Regions from separate parts of the Mus musculus genome. Here region 1 is linked to region 2. Evidence: chromatin loops called from intact Hi-C (ENCODE). Cell type or tissue: heart. All regions are shown on one strand.

Evidence for each region. A loop is a pair of places that touch in the nucleus more often than their neighbours do. Peaks named below come from ENCODE experiments on the same cell type or tissue, not always from the same donor. Only the 100,000 strongest peaks of a DNase experiment are listed, where the experiment ranks them.
Region 1: it touches region 2 in a loop (4-fold over the local background); 3 of 42 quality-filtered maps call a loop at or near these places.

The regions. Positions count from the first base shown.
Region 1 is chr8:123,438,560-123,446,559 of GRCm38, forward strand. It overlaps Def8 (differentially expressed in FDCP 8), which reads left to right and starts at 4,397. Exons shown (of 12, transcript NM_054046.5): 1 at 4,397-4,492. In heart, a CTCF peak has its summit at 4,500; DNase peaks (open chromatin) are centred at 4,492 and 4,662; H3K4me3 peaks cover 1,155 bases; H3K27ac peaks cover 2,005 bases.
Region 2 is chr8:123,369,797-123,377,796 of GRCm38, forward strand. Tcf25 (transcription factor 25 (basic helix-loop-helix)) reads left to right here and starts at 3,915. Exons shown (of 18, transcript NM_001037878.4): 1 at 3,915-4,268. The coding sequence starts at 4,077. In heart, a CTCF peak has its summit at 3,873; DNase peaks (open chromatin) are centred at 3,955 and 4,585; H3K4me3 peaks cover 2,190 bases; H3K27ac peaks cover 2,577 bases.

The sequences.
Region 1 (8,000 bases), 69 kb after region 2:
GTTCGTTTCATATGTACACATCAGGCCTTGCTTTTTCTAGAGCTATTAGGTCTCCTGTTGACAAAGACAGACAGGTTTGCCTTGCTAACAGGCTTCCAACTGATGAATAAACAGGTTGTAGGTGCAACGTAGATGCAAGGTTTTTCCTGTTCCTTCATTGCTTTGTGCTTAGTAACGACTGGACTCAGTAATAACTCCTGACGATTCTGATGACTTGTGAGATGGGAAGAAAAAAGGATTAAAATTTATGCAAGTTCTGAGAGTCTGAGAAAATGATTTAACTATGTAAAGGCAGAGTGGAAAGGTGTAAGAGAATAATTTAAGGAATATGAAAAATAAAATGTTTTGGAATTATTTTATTTTATTTTATTTTAATTTTTTATTTTATTTTTTTGTTTTGGATTTCTTAACCCCTTTCTATGCTATTGTTACAATAAGACTTCAAAAATTCAGAGTTTTAACATTGATCAGTGGAGGAGTTCTGATATGCTCTGTCCAATCTCTCTCTCTCTCTCTCTATCTATCTATCCATCCATCCATCCATCCATCCATCCATCCATCCATCCACAGCTTCCTGGACAGAGGGAAAAAGTTTCATGCTTTTTAACCCAAAGCGAGGCTCCTCCAGCTGTCTTACAGACACGTTAGCTGCCTTTTCTACAATGTGGATTTTAGTACAACGGTAATTCTAATATATCTAAAACATTTCTCTTTTTGTAAACTAAAAAAATTCGTGGGAGCTTCTGGGGCTTGAATGAGTCACAAAACATGAATCCACCTCTCACAGGCAGATTTCTGAGTTCGAGGCCAGCCTGGTCTACAGAGTGAGTTCCATGACAGCCAGGGCTACACAGAGAAATCCTGTCTCAGAAAAACAAAAAAATAAAAGAAAACAAACAAACAAACAAAGCAAGCAAGCAAGCAAGCAAGAAAACAAGCATTTAATTGGGGGCTTACTTACAGTTTCAGAAGTTTGTAAAAGTAACTTTTATTCTCCTGCATAATTGTCATCTCCCGGGCTCACTGCCTCAGTCTGCTAACCTAGGCTTAGCCTCTGTACAATCTTTTTTGTTTGTTTGTTTGTTTTTGTTTTTCAAGACAGGGTTTTCTCTATATAGTCCTGGCTGACCTGGAACTCACTCTGTAGACCAGGCTGGCCTCGAACTCAGAAATCCGCCTGCCTCTGCCTCCCAAGTGCTGGGATTAAAGGCGTGTGCCACCACTGCCCGGCACCTCTGTACAATCTTATATAGGCCTAGAATATTTTCAGTTGCTGAGACTTACTGCTGAATAAGCTCATACTTTCGTGTTCTTTCTGAGCTCTGGCAGGCTGGTTCAACTCAGCTATTCTAGCTCAAACTCCTCTCCAAGATGACTGATTCAAACTGGTCTCTCTCTCAGCCTCTGGCTGAATTGGTCTGCATGGCCTCATGCTAACTTTGGCAATTTGTTCTGTCTGCTGCTCTGATCTTCTTGCTCCTTCTCTGGCTTGTTCTGTCTTCACCTGTGTCTAGTTTGTTCTCAGTCTGCAACCTGTCTCTGTACAACTGTCTCAGTAAAACCGCCTCCTCCCCCCCCCCCTCTCTCTCTCTTTCTCTTCTCTTCTCTTCTCTTCTCTTCTCTTCTCTTCTCTTCTCTTCTCTTCTCTTCTCTTCTCTTTGTACTGCTCCCTTTTATGTTGCCTCACTTTCCTCTCTCTTCTTGGAAGAGTTGAGCAGATCCTATTCTCTGATCTGGCTTCATTGTTTGGGATTAAAGGTGTGTACTAAGGGCATGTCTGTACTCTAGCCAGAGAGATTAAAGGTATGTGTTAAGAGCTGAGCCACACATCAATTAGAAGAAAAAAATGTTTCTCCAGTAAATAACACAACCTTGGGATTCACAATGTGATCAAATATCCTGCAATAAAGGTTTAGTCCATTTTCATCATGGAGGGGAGCATGGTGGCATGCAGGAAGACATGGTGCTGGAGAAGGACCCAAGAGATCTCTATCTGGATCCTCAGGCAGCAAGAAGAGTGAGACACCGGGATTGGCTTGGGTTTTTTGAAATCCCAAAACCCACCCTCAGTGACACACCTCCTTCCAAGAAGGCCACACTCACTCCAATAAGGCCACACTTCTAATCCTTCTCAAGTAGTTCCAGTCCTTGATGACTAAGCATTTAAATTTACAAGCCTATGGGAGCCGTTCTCATTCAAACCGCTACAATTTTCCTTTACTTTTTGCTTTTTTTTTTAATGGGACAGTGTCTCCTGTAATCCAAAGTAGTCTTGAACTCTCATGTAGCTAAGCCTTGTCTTGAACTTCCAGTATTCCTATCACTGCCTTTGAACTGTTGGAGTTACAGGCTTTCCTGTCTGTGGTGGTTTGAATGGGAATGGTCTCAGGGTTCATACATTTGAATTTTTTGTACTTAGTGCATAGAACTTGTTTTAGAAATGATTGAGAGGTATTTACCCTCGGGGTGGTTTTTGAGGTCTCAATAGCTCAGGCCAGGTCCTGTCTGTCTGTCTGTCTGTCTATCTGTCTGTCTCCCTGTCTCTGCCTCCAACTGTGAATCAGGATGCAAGTGCTTAGCTACTACTCTAGCACCATGCCTGCCTCTGAAACTATAAGCAATTCCCCAGTGAAATGGTTTCTTTTGTAACCGTTGCCTTGGTCATGGTGTCTCTTCGCAGCAAAAGAACAGGGACTAAGATGCCACATTCTTCAAATGTCATTTTCTAAGTGTGTGTCAACTCATTTCCTTTTGAATCTTAAGTCAGACGTCCAGCCTCACTATCTAATCTCAGGCCCCGCCTTACTAGCCTCTGTGTCCTTCAGCACACACCTGATCCATTTGCCTTTTCTACTTGTCTGTCTGGTCCTTGGGCAATGCAGCCTCCTCAAGTCTTGTCCTGATCATTTTCTGGTGATGTGCCTGAGCATGGCATATAGTTGTACTCAATAAAAGTGCTGTTGCATGCTGGGCGTGGTGGCGCACGCCTTTAATCACAGCACTCGGGAGGCAGAGGCAGGTGGATTTCTGAGTTCGAAGCCAGCCTGGTCTACAGAGTTCCAGGACAGCCTGGGCTACACAGGGATACCCTGTCTCGAAAAACCAAAAAAAAAAAAAAAAAGAAAGAAAAGAAAAAAAAAAAGAAAAGAAAAGAAAAGAAAAAGTGCTGTTGCATCAACGGAGAAACTGTCAAGACTCATAGTAATGAAGACAGGCAGACGTGGCTCCATCCTTGACTCTCTGTGAAGGTGAGGGCCCAGTGCTAGTACAGATATTGGCTCATATCACAAGCACTGGTATAGGCCTTCTAGCACAGAAGTAATAATCCAAAACACTTGCCTTTAGCTCTTAGCCTTTGGGATGAGGAACAAAGAGTCAGTAGAAATGTCAGAGGAGAGTCATCAGACAGTAACGAGTGCCTCTCCGATATCTCTGCTCACAGATGAGGAGGAAGTATTAGGAGAGACATTTGGCTGTGGTTAGGAAAGACTGTATCCTAAAGGCTGAGCCAGAGAGGCCTAAGTGTGGACCTGGCCTGTTAGGGGTAAGGAGGGTGAAGTCTGGTGAGAGAGCTGGGAGGTGAAGTCTGAGGCAGACTTCTTCCCTGGGATCCTCCAACTGCTGGGCTTGAGGTGCAGAGGGAGTCTGAGGGTGCTGAGGCTGTCATGGCTGTGGTGTCACCGTGGGGTGGGGAAGAAGGGCTGGTCCTGAGTCCGGTGGAAGTTAGATCAGACAAAGGAATGTGATCAGGAACGCACTGAAGGTTGGCCTCAGGTGGGAATGATTTATTCACTATCAGACAGAGGTGTGTTAGGTGTGTGGTGTGTGTATGTCTCTGTGTGTGTATGTGGTTTGATGTGCGTGTGGTGTGTGTAGTGTTATGTTGTGTGATGTGTATGTGTGGTGTGTGTAGTGTGTGTGGTGTGTGTAGTGTGTATGTAGTGTGTCATGTGTGTATGAGGTGTGTGTGTATGTGTATGGTGTGTATAGTATGTGTGTAGTGTGTATAGTGAGTGTGTGGTGTGTATGTGGTATGTCGTGTGTGTGTCGTGTGTATGAGTGTGTGGTGTGTAGTGTGTGTGTATGTGGTGTGATGTGTGTGTGTGGTGTTATTGTTGTTTTCTCAGATAGGACCTTTGGAGCTTGAGACGCACCTTAAATGTCTCGATGGTGGTGTCCTGGGGACAGCTGAATGTCAGTGTTGGGGATGTGGGGACATTGAGGGGTTACCACTGTGGAACCATTCCCTTGAATGCAATTACTAAGGCGTGGGGGTGGGGGAACTCAGGAGAAAAGACTCAGGGCAAAGGTAATGGACTCTATGGACCAGAAGCAGGAGACTTGGAGGTGCTCCAGCGAGCCAGCAGGGCAATCGGTGTCATGAACCTCCTGGCCGGAGGCGGCAGCAGCGGGCGGAGGAGCCGGTACAGTGTATCAGCGGCGGCGAACTACAGTGTAGCCAGCCGGTCCGGTACAATGTAGCGGCAGCCAGGTAAGCCAGAAAGCGGTCTCTGTAGGTGTCGGGGGGGTCTGGTGGGAAAGCAGGCGAGGGTCCAGATCTCAGCATGCAATCGCCACTGGTCGGACTCCGGGATCGGGCTTCTGACCCACGCACTCATGGTGCAGAACTGGCAGAGGCCTCAAGCAAGACGTCCAGCTCCCGGCTGCCGCCTGCTGGCTCTCCGCTGTGCGCAAGGCCTTGGTGACCTCATTGGTCCCCGCAGTACGTAGGGCAGAGCTTAGCGTCCACAGATGCCGACCCCCACCCCCAATCACCGGGTGGCTTCAGAGCCTGAGTATGGGACTCCCGGCCCAAGGACCCGCAGGGACTCGCCTTCTGCTATGTTGAGCTTTTCTGAGCCTTCGGTTTCACAACTATGAAATGGGTGAGGAAGGTCGTAGAGACCTGCCCCAGTGGGGACAGTCGCATCCTCAGAATGAATTCACGTTATAGCGGGTAGAAATGTGAGGTGCGCTTTGTTGCGCCTTCTGGGGTAGTTGAGAATTATTAACACTGGTCCTGCTTGGCCTGGATTGCCTGTCCATCCTTTTTAAGGGTGTGAGCAAATAGGATGTACTTTGGACTCCTGTGGCCCTTGGACTAGCACTTTTTGGTGGCTAAAGTAACACACCGGAGGCGGGCTCTTATTCACCATAATCTGTCTTGAACTTTCACCCAGTGCCTCTGATGTACCACAGACCCTTGGTCTTACTCTGAGGGTTTCAGTTGTCAAGTTGTAATTATTATTCGATTTAGGAGAGACCTCTGCAGGGGCTGGATGGAACAGTTTTCTTTTTTTTTTTTTTTTTTTTTGTCCTTTCTTGAGTATCTTTCCTGAGGCCAACCACGGATTCTGGGTGCAGATCTCTGTAAGGCTGGTGGGGAAATAGGAGATGGGGTCCTACTCAAAGCCGGCTGTTGCTTCCTGCAGCCTGGGCTGGGCTGAGGTGCTGTCTATTCGTACTCAGCTGAAAGAGCAATATGGTTCTCCAAACTGGTTCCAGACAAACCAGGAAGATGGGTTAAATGGCTCCATTGCTTAATTCATTCCTTGCTTTTGTTCCTGGTCAGGTGGTGGCAGTGCCAGTCAGGACATACATAAGGGAGCCATTTTCCTGGGAAAGGTAGCCCAGAGGAGAGTGGAGGGCAAGCTCTGGTCAAGGTCTCCCTGTCCCTCTGACTATATTCTAAACCATCGGGAGGTTTCCAGAGAAGGCGTCTGGAAGGGGCTCCTGTGGGCTCCACCCAGTTCCTTTAGACTGGGCTGGTCACCACATGGCGTCGGTGACTGCCCAGCAGCAACTCCCAGTTTCTGTTGTTACCAAACCACACACTCGTCCTTCCGCTCAGTCTTGGGCAAGAGAGTAGGGCTGCAATTGATTTCTTTCTTTCTTTCTTTTTTAAGATTTATTTATTTATTATATGTAAGTACACTGTAGCTGTCTTCAGACACTACAGAAGAGGGCTTCAGATCTCATTATGGACGGTTGTGAGCCACCATGTGGTTGCTGGGATTTGAACTCAGGACCTTCAGAAGAACAGTCAGTGGTCCTAACCACTGAGCCATCTCTCTCTGTCCAGCCCAATACATTCTTTTTTGGTTTTTTTTTTTTTTTGGTTTTTGGTTTTTGGTTTTTTCCAGACAGGGTTTCTCTGTATAGCCCTGGCTGTCCTGGAACTCACTCTGTAGACCAGGCTGGCCTTGAACTCAGAAATTCCACCTGCCACCACTGCCGGGCTTAAACCTTTTTTGTTGTTGTTTTTGTTTTTTTTTTTTTGAGGCAGGGTTTCTCTGTGTAGCCCTGGTTGTCTTGGAATTTACTCTGTAGACCAGGCTGGCCTTGAACTCAGAAATCCACCTGCTTCTGCCTCCCAAGTGCTGGGATTAAAGGCGTGCGCCACCACGCCTGGCGGAATTTTTCATTAATGAAGATTATCGTTATAGCAATTCTGATACCAGACCCCATGGAGATTGTCCCAGTGGTGATAGAAAAGAAAGCGGTCTGTGTGTGAATGCTTAGGCAGAAGTCTGTGTTTGTTTTTTGCTTTTTGTTTAGGCAGAAGTCTTAACTGCAAAGGAGAAATTTTTAGAGAAAAGGAACAACTGGTTTTGAGCAGCTCATGCTGCCAACAGAAAAATGAAGGCATTTTATGGTTTTTGTTTGTTTGTTTTTTGTTTGTTTGTTTGTTTTATTGGTTGGTTTTTCAAGACAGGATTTCTCTGTGTAGCCTGGACTGTCCCGGAACTTGCTATGTAGACCAGGCTGTCAGCCTTAGACTTGCCAAGGTCTGAGACAAGGCCAAGGTGAAGAGTTCTGCCTGCCTCTGCCTTCCAAGTGCTTCGATTAAAGGTGTGTCCCACCACTGCCTTGCAAGAATATAGTGTTTAAAGAAATGTCTTTCTCGTGGTTGAAGAGGATTTTTTTCCCATGAAGATGGAGAGAAGTGGCAGTTTGTCCCTGGAGACCTCCTGTCATTATCCTATGCCTGGTGGCGTTTTCCCTTGCAATATTGGGGTGGGTGATGGGCATGTCCCATAGATTGCTAACAAGAAAGGGGAGGACCTGGGCGAGTGCCTTTATGGATTAGGGGCTGAGCATCTGCCTCTTCCTGTGAGTGCTTAGCCCTACGTGGTAGTATTATTATTGATCTTTTGAGTGAGAAACTGGGAGCAGAGAAAGGCCAGGAGGCCGGTGTTCAGGCTGAGGCTGTCCATCTTCTTAGGGTGAGGTGACTGGAATGGTCTTTTGGAATCTTTTTTTGGCTGCAAGAGGCAGAGCTCAGCCTTCCAACAGCAGTGGTCTAAACAAGTCTGCTTCTGCCTCACCTGACTGAAACCTCGTGGTGAGCGGCCAGAGCGGAGGTGGAAGCGCTTTAGATCTGTCGTCTGGCAGTCCTCGTGAGTGGCTTCTGTCATAGCTCAAGGTGGCTGTGTCAGCTTCACTCGTTACGCCTCCGTTCCGGTCAGAGGAGGAAGGGCGGGAGAACAGGTCTGAGAAGCCCTAAGTGATCTTTCTGTTCGTGTTCCATTGATCAGGACATAGTCACATTACCATGCCTAGGTGCAGGGCAGTCTGGGAAGTCACGTGACAAGAGTGATGCCCTCCTCATGCAGGGTGAAAGGGTGAGTGAGCCCTGGGACAGTTTAATCTCGCCTGTACTCTGGCTGCTCCTTAGGATGCTTGGGAGGTACTGGACATTGGTCGGGGACCCACGACTGTAGCACCCAGGGTGACTCATCCAAAGGGATCAGCCAGGGCCCCTGCATCTCCTTAGACCCTTAGCAGCTGTTGGTGCTTAGTAGACTGGAGCTATGGCCTTCTCCCTGAATGGAGGCAGGGCCAGCAGGACATGGTCCGTGTGGCTCTGGAGAGAGCTTTTGCCGAGCGCTGAGGGGCCGTCAGTCCAGGATACCACCCCACGTGGTGAGGATTGAGCAGGACTTGCCTCTCTGGGCTTAGTGCTTTTATTTCTCTTCAAGTGAAAGAGCAGGGAAAGA
Region 2 (8,000 bases):
CTCCCAGGTCAAGCTTGCTCTTGGGTCTCTTGCTAGCGCTCGCTATGTGGCTTCTCCTAGGGAGATATGAACGAGCATCCAGATACGGCACTGACAGACCTAAGGAATGATTCCACTCACGTCAGCTTGACCAATCAATGAGTTTACTGAGCTTACTGTAATACAGCGAGGGGTTACTGACAGGAACATAAGTGACTCTCAGGTAAACGCATCACCGAGAAGCCCCACCCCAACATGGGTTGTCACCCATGAAAACTGCATCCCTGTAGTTCACACCCCCAGCCAATTTTCTACTTCCTATACCAAGACCACGGTGCAGCTGGGGAGGGGAAGGGGGTGGCTGGAATCTCCTGTGAGGGCTTGGTGACTTGCTTCCTATCAGGGAAAGTCAGTAAACCTACAACCATTGCCATAAGCTTGCATATCATGTTATTTCACTGCCATGGTTGCAGGCAATGCTTTCTGAAGGTTAGCACGGCTGCTCTGCCAAATGATGGTGATATCATGCTCATTAAGCCCAGAGGCAGTCCCGACACCTGGACTCAGGATGGGCCTGGGCTAAGCTCCCTGCCTGCTTACATGCACCCAGCAGAGGAGGGGGTCTCTCATCACTCCACTTTACAGATTAGGAAAGAAAAGCTCAGTAAGGTAGAGATTGATTGCTTATCTCAGAACATGCCAGAACTCCAACGGAAGCCTGCTAACTGAGCCCTGCTGGCTGACTCCAGCCTCCACCAGCTTGCTCAGACTAGAAGAGGCACCAAGGGCACAGGACTGTGACAGATGGACCTGTGCAAGTTATCTTTGAAATTGGAACACCCAGTAAAAGAGGCTAGCTCCTGGCACCCATTCATCTGAGCACCTCACAGACCACCTTTGTATTTTGACTTTTTCAAGTTTAAAAGATATGCCTATTTGGGTTACATGTTCGCTTACGTTAATTTATGTAAACTGCATGCGTGCGGGAGCCCATGGGAACTATCAAACTGGAGTTGAGGGTGGCTGCGAGTCACACATGGGTGCTAGGAACTGAACTCAGTCCCTTCGCTTGGTCTGCAGCAAGCACTCTAACCACTGAGCAGCCATCTCTCCGGCCCTTTGATTTAAAAGAACAGGCAGAAAATGTTAGGAATCAGTACTGTCACTCAGCCAGCAATGACAACACTCACATTTAACCAATTATGGAGGCTCACACTTGTTAAACCAGCAGCTGGGAATTAGCATGAGGAAGGTCACTGGTTTGAGGCTAGTCTGGGCTATGTAGCAAGCTGCAGATGTCTGAGCTATACAGTGAACTCTCAAACAAGAAGCCCCCTCATGTTCATGAAGTATTCTCATGGACATCCAGTGCCATGAACTACGTACAGTTCTTGATCTACAGACTCGAAAGCAGCCACATATCCAGCTCACACTCCAAGCATGGTGTCACCAGTTCTGATCCTCACACAACACAAATGAAAGCAATAAACTCATATTTTGGGAAACACCCAGCTGAGTTGCAGGGTAATGCCTGTGGTTGTACAGTGCCCTACAACCACTTCTGGAGGTTGTACAACAGCCTGTCCTGTCTTATGGTTGCTGGTCTTTTCTAAACAGTGGGTTGCATGTCAGCCCACTGAGCTAGCCTCAGCCTCATCCATCGGGACGATGCCAAATACAGTGGTTAGAACTGAGATTTTCAGAAGGACCAGATCTGCAGCAGTTTGGGGAGACACATTTGGAGCTAGTGGTTCAGGGAAGATCAACTCCATCCTTCAGGGTCCATGACTTGTGTCTCAGGAGAGGCAGTTCTAGACTGAGACCTCCCACTTTATTCAAAGGTAAGGCTACTGACCTGTGTAAGCTGGCCACAGCTCTGTGTGTGTGTGTGTGTGTGTGTGTGTGTTTTCAAGACAGGGTTTCTCTGTATAGCCCTGGCTGTAGACCAGGCTGGCCTCGAACTCAGAAATCCATCTGCCTCTGCCTCCCAAGTGCTGGGATTAAAGGCGTGCGCCACCACTGCCCAGCCTGGCCACAGCTCTTGATCACGGATGGCACAGAAGCCAGCCTGGTCCTGAACAGTCAGGGCGGCAGCATTGAGCCTGATGCGGAAGAAGCTGCAACTTTAACAGTGCGCAGGGAAGAGGGTTGGGGGGATGGGCACCTTGGGACAGCAGCTGTGAACCATCAACTTTGAAGTACCTAAAGATACTTCATAGTGTGGGCAGAGGGCTCAGCATCCAACCCAGGGACGAACCAAGACTCCTGGGGGAGGCAGGGTGGAGTGGAGCACACGGACAGTGGGACAGGGGGCTCACACAAGAGCAGGAACTAAGGGATTGCTGCCCTGCCTGCCTTCTCTGTCCTTGCCAACCGCCTACATTGTTTGGACTTTGGGAGTCACATGAATGCAAAACCGGGTTCTCTCTGGGAAACTTAGCTCATTAAGGCGTCTTCACCTGTAAAAGGAGATCTATCTCCCAAAATGAAGCTGGAATTTAAGATAAGTGACTGATTGCTTCTCAGCCTTTTGGCTAAGATCAAGTAAGAGCAGTGACTGGCCTAGCCCTCTCCTGCTCTCAAGCTGGGGAAAGGTCCAACCCAACCCCAGCTCATTTTACTTTGGAGGTACTCAATCCTGACTCGTCTAGGAAAGTTTTCCAAAAGTATAAAAATTGGGGCGTAGACATGAAGTAGCTCTGTAATTCCAGCCCTTCAGAACAGGATTTCCATAGCTTCACGGGTAGCCAGCGTTACAGGGCAAGATCTTGGTTTGGGTGGTGTACTGGCTAGTTTTGTGTCAACTTGACACAGGCTGGAGTTATCACAGTGAAAGGAGTCAATTGAGGAAATGCCTCCATGAGATCCAGCTGTAAGGCATTTTCTCAATTAGTGACTAAGGGGTGAGGGCCCATTGTGGGTGGTGCCATACCTGGGCTTGGGTTCTATAAGAAAACAAGCTGAGCAAGCCTCCATGGCCTCTGCATCAGCTCCTGCTTCCTGGCCTGCTTAGTCCCAGTCCTGACTTCCTTTCGTGATGAACAGCAGTGTGTATGTAGTGTAAGCTGAATAAACCCTTTCCACCCCAACTTGCTTCTTGGTCATGATATTTTGTCCAGGAATAGAAACCCTAAGACAGGTGGTGTTTTTGTTTTGTTTTAAAAAAAGGTCGGTTGTTGTTGCACACACTTTTGGTCACAACACCTGGGAGGCAGAGGCCAGCATGGTCTGCAAAGCGAGTCCCAGGACAGTCAAGGGTACACAGAGAAACTCTGTCTCAAAAAACAAAAACAAAAAGAACATGGAAAAAGAAAAGATCTGTGCCGAGGATCCCTATGTCCTTATTGTGAAAATCTTCCTGAATTAGAATACACATAGGTAGGGCTGCCGTGACTTCACACCACGGATCCACACCTAGGCAGCTCTCCCCTCACCCAATACCCCTGTAACATGACCACCCCTGTTGCGTTCGCGACAATAAAAAGCAAGCCCTAACACCTAACTCGGCTCGGTGCACGTTGTGGAGAGGAGTTACCCAGTCTGAAAGAAGTTAGGTTGGTTCTATTAAGGTGAAAACTGTCCCTTTGCAGTCTAGTAACAACGTGGAGGTGGGGGACATCGGACAAGTCGCATGGGTAGGCTAGCAGAGAGGGGTTGGGGACTGGGTCCCTCGCTCCTGTCATAGCAGAGGTCTTTGCACACGGGCCTTGCGGCGTGCGCACCTGCTCTCACGGCCTCCTCGCCTGCCCCACCCCTGCCCGCTCGCCCCCAGGCTCGCCCCCGGGAATCGCGTTCGTGCGGAGCAGCGCTCTGAGCCTGCGCGTTGCTGCCCGCCGCACAGCCGGCTTTCTGAAAGCCAGCCATCTCCAAAGCCGAAGCACCGCACCACGGCCGCCGCTAGGGCCCGACTCTCGCGAGAGCTCCCTGGGCCACCCTTGCACCTTCCCCGACTCCACGGGGAATTGGGAGGAAGTTCCGGAGAGCCGCGGCGCGCAAACGCGACACGCCAATCTTGCGCCAGCGCGCCGCAAGTGCGCAGGCGCCGCCACACTGCTGCTCTTCCTCGTCCCTCTGCCCACATCAGGCTGTCGGGTCCTATGTCGCGCCGGGCCCTCCGGAGACTGAGGGGGGAACAGCGCGGCCAGGAACCCCTAGGGCCCGACGCCTTGAAGTTTGTCCTCCTTGATGACGATGACGCAGAGGAAGAGGGACCAAAACCGGGGCTGGGTGGCCGGCGCCCCGGGGGTGCAGGGAAGGAAGGAGTCCGTGTCAACAACCGGTTTGAGCTGGTGAGGAGCTGGGCAACCTGAGGGGGGGGAAATGGTGGGGGCATGACGTCATGCGAAGGGGCACAAAGTTGGGTCTGGACTGCAGTCGAGTGGGCGGAGAGAAGGGACTGCGCCGCATCGGGGAAGGCGGGTCTTCAGCCGCAGGGTGGGTGGGGTGAGGAAGCCGTGTTCCCCGTCCGAGATCGAGTGGAAGGTGGAAGAAAATGCCGAGCGAAGGGGCTGCTAAAGGCTAACGGGGGTGCCGACAAGGGGCTGAGTGACAGGACTTTGCTGCAGCATAGGGCGTGTCTCGCGGCTGTGTCCAGAGACGTGACGTGACGCAGGGCAGGACGGGGCAGTGACGTCAGAGTGGGCGGGGCGTGACATCCGAGACAGCTAAGGGGGAGGGGCACTGTGGATGGCGAGTGGGAGGTGGGGTTCAGTTGGGTCTAGGCTTCACTGAAGGAGTAGGGTTGTTCTGTCCGGGGCAATGGGATGGTAGGGTAGGCTTGGTTTCATTTCTGCGACTTGAGGGAGGTCTCTCTTCTGCAAACATTTCGGCTTATTCATCACAGTACTTCTGTGTGTCCCAGCTACTTGTACCTATCGTATCGTATTCCTCGCAGCAGAAAATTGGGTAGCAGTCCTGAGCCCCGTGTTTTTCCTTACGACAGACTGACCTGGGTCTGCAGTTTCATATGTGTATAAATTATGATTCTGACTTCATGTGTGGGCAGATAATATGTCTTTTCCTCGTATCTCCAACTTCCACATATGGTAAGGTGTCAGTGGCCATTTTCGAGTGAGTAAAAAGATGTAATGTGTCTGAGACTCTCAGTCTTGCAGTGAATTGTCTCAGCTAGCTGGGACACACGGAAGTACTGGGTCTTCCTCAAGTCGCAGATATGAAACCATGTCTATCCTACTGTTGCAGCACCCAAGACAGCACTACCCCCAGTTGTCCCCAGCTTTTTATCAGTTAGCAGGTTTAAAAGTTCCTAGCAAAGATATTGATTGGTGTGAGAAATGTCACAGACATTTTGGAAGTTTGGTTCAGAGATTGTTTATTTCTCCCATAAGGAAAGGAAGGGATCTGTCCTGTAGTCTGTGGCGATGGTGAAATATGTCTTCCCTTGGTACAGAGAACTCGCCTGCCTCCTCTGACTTTGAGCCTGAGAGCAACCCCCATTCCTACTGTTTCTTCTCCCTTCACTAGTACTTTTCTTAGATTTACTTTTGCTTATCATCATTTCTTTTTCAAGACAGGGTTTCTCTATGTAGTCTTGGCTGTCCTTGAACTCACTCTGTAGACTACTTAGAGATGCTGTGTCTCAGACTCGGAAATTCGCGCACTTCTGCCTCCTGAGTGCTGGGATCAAAGGCATGTACCACCACCACCCAGCTATGTTTACTTTTAAACGTACACAAAAATTAGGAAAATACAAATAACCCGTATGCGCCCATGGCCCAGTTTCTGTCAGTCTACATGCCTTTAATATAATTTTAATCCCATTTCTCTTAAGAGGTGATTGCAAAACAGAGCCTAGATATCCCATCATTCACCCATCTGTAGCCTTCCTTGTACTGGGATTCCTCCCTTGACGGCAGCTGGGGTTCACTCTCAGACCTTAGGGATCTGAGACCATTGGTTCTTAAAGATTTTACAGCTCTCCTGAACTTGTCCTGCACTTCGCTTTCCCTGGTTCTTTACGGCTTTCACCTTTAGCCTTGGCTCCCTGTCCTCTGCTTTTGCCTCCCTCTGTCCCATCCCTGACACTCTCTCAAACTGGTCAGTGGCCTCCTTTTCATATGTCACGAAGTTGGCAATCTTGCCACCTTTGGGGCCCAGGCTACTGACTGCTCAGCTGCTTTGAATTACACTGCTGAGGTAGGCAAGCGGGGCGGGAGGCTGGTGATACAACCCAGTGGTGAAGGGCCCTTGCTGCTTTTCCAGAGGACTGGCGTTTGGGACCAGGGAATCACCTACAGATCAGAACCAAGGCTCGTGGTAGTAGACGCCCGATACAAAGGGAAGCAGTATTTCCGAGGCTGCACCTGTCAGCTGTGAGCACAGTTCAAGGCCTCTGGAATATTCAATGTTGAATATGGGTCGTCTGCCTTACGGTTTGGCAGACAGTTCTATTCCTCAAGGCAGCTGGGGTGGGGAGATTTCAACAATTGCCAGTTAGAGAACCAAGATGCTCTGTCCCCCAACGTCTTTGCTTAGCTACAGGAAATTAGCATCAGAATGTGAGGAGGTTTTTAACATTCGTAGAGTTTCTAACAGTGCCTCGAATCTGTACAGTACTGGGGTGGAGCGAGACCCCTTTATCTGTCTCAGGTCACAGGGAGCCTTCATTGCTGCTGCCACCATGAGAACGCAGTGATAGCTCTCCATTCCCAGCAGGTGTCTGCTATGCTAAGACACTTCTCCCTGACCTCGCCTGTTAGTAATCTTGCTCACTGTTTCAGCCGCCCTGACCTGCCTTTGCCTCCCCCGTCTGGCTGCGGTCCCCTTTGCTGAGACGCTAACATGAGACTTCCCCTCACATGGGCATGCTTACCCTACATGATATGATATGAACAAGGTCTGTTCTTACCATGTGCCTACCTTTACAGCCATCCCCATTCACCTTCCCCCTGGCACTCACCACCGGCCAGGCTGCGCTGCTCTTCTGTGTACGCTGATTGTGTCCCACAGCTAGCATTTGTTCCTTAGGAAAAGACTGCTGCTCAATGATGTACCACCGCCCCTCAGGACAGTGTTCACGTCTATCTGTGCTGATTTTAATAAAACAAACTACTACCCAGGCAGTGGTAGTGCACGCCTTTAATCCCAGAGTCAGAGGCAGGCAGATCTCTGAGTTCAAGATCAGCCTGGTCTACAGAGTGAGTTCTAGGACTGCCAGGGCTACACAGAGAAACCCTGTTTCAAAACAAAACAAACACTTGCTATTGGTTTTTTGGTTTGTTTTGTTTTTTTGTTTTTGTTTTTTTGAGACAGGGTTTCTCTGTGTAGCCCTGGCTGTCCTGGAACTCACTCTGTAGACCAGGTTGACCTCAAACTCAGAAATCCGCCTGCCTCTGCCTCCCGAGTGCTGGGATTAAAGGTGTGCACCACCACTGCCTGGCAACAAACATTGGCTTTAGACTTGTGTACAGGTCAGTGCTGCCTGTCCTGGCTATCCTTCTTTGTAGTCTGAGAGCCTGGATAGGACACTGAATGCAAGTTTGGGGGATGTTCTTGCTAACAGGTGGGGATGTCATGAAGCCTGTGCGAGCTCATGGGTGCGTCCTGTAGCATGTGCTGGGCATGTGATCAGCACTCAACAGAGTAGATGTGTCCTGTTGGAGATGGAAGGGGCAGAAGAGCTCTGCAAACACATGACGGCAAGCGGCTTGTTTGATACATTCTTAGGGGTGGACGGGGAAGGACAGAGATGGCCTAGGGCCATGCCAGACTCTAGATTAGAAGTCATCTGGACCATTTCAATCAGAAGAGTTTTTAAAAATCAGTTTGTTGGGCTGGAGAGATGGCTCAGTGGTTAAGAGCACTGACTGCTCTTCTGAAGGTCCTGAGTTCAAATCCCAGCAACCACATGGTGGCTCACAACCATCTGGATTGAGATCTGATGCCTTCTTCTGGTGTGTCTGAAGACAGCTACAGTGTACTTAATTATAATAATAAAATAAAATCTTTAAAAAAAATCAGTTTGTTGCTGGATGTAACAGCTCATACCTTGGATCCCTGCA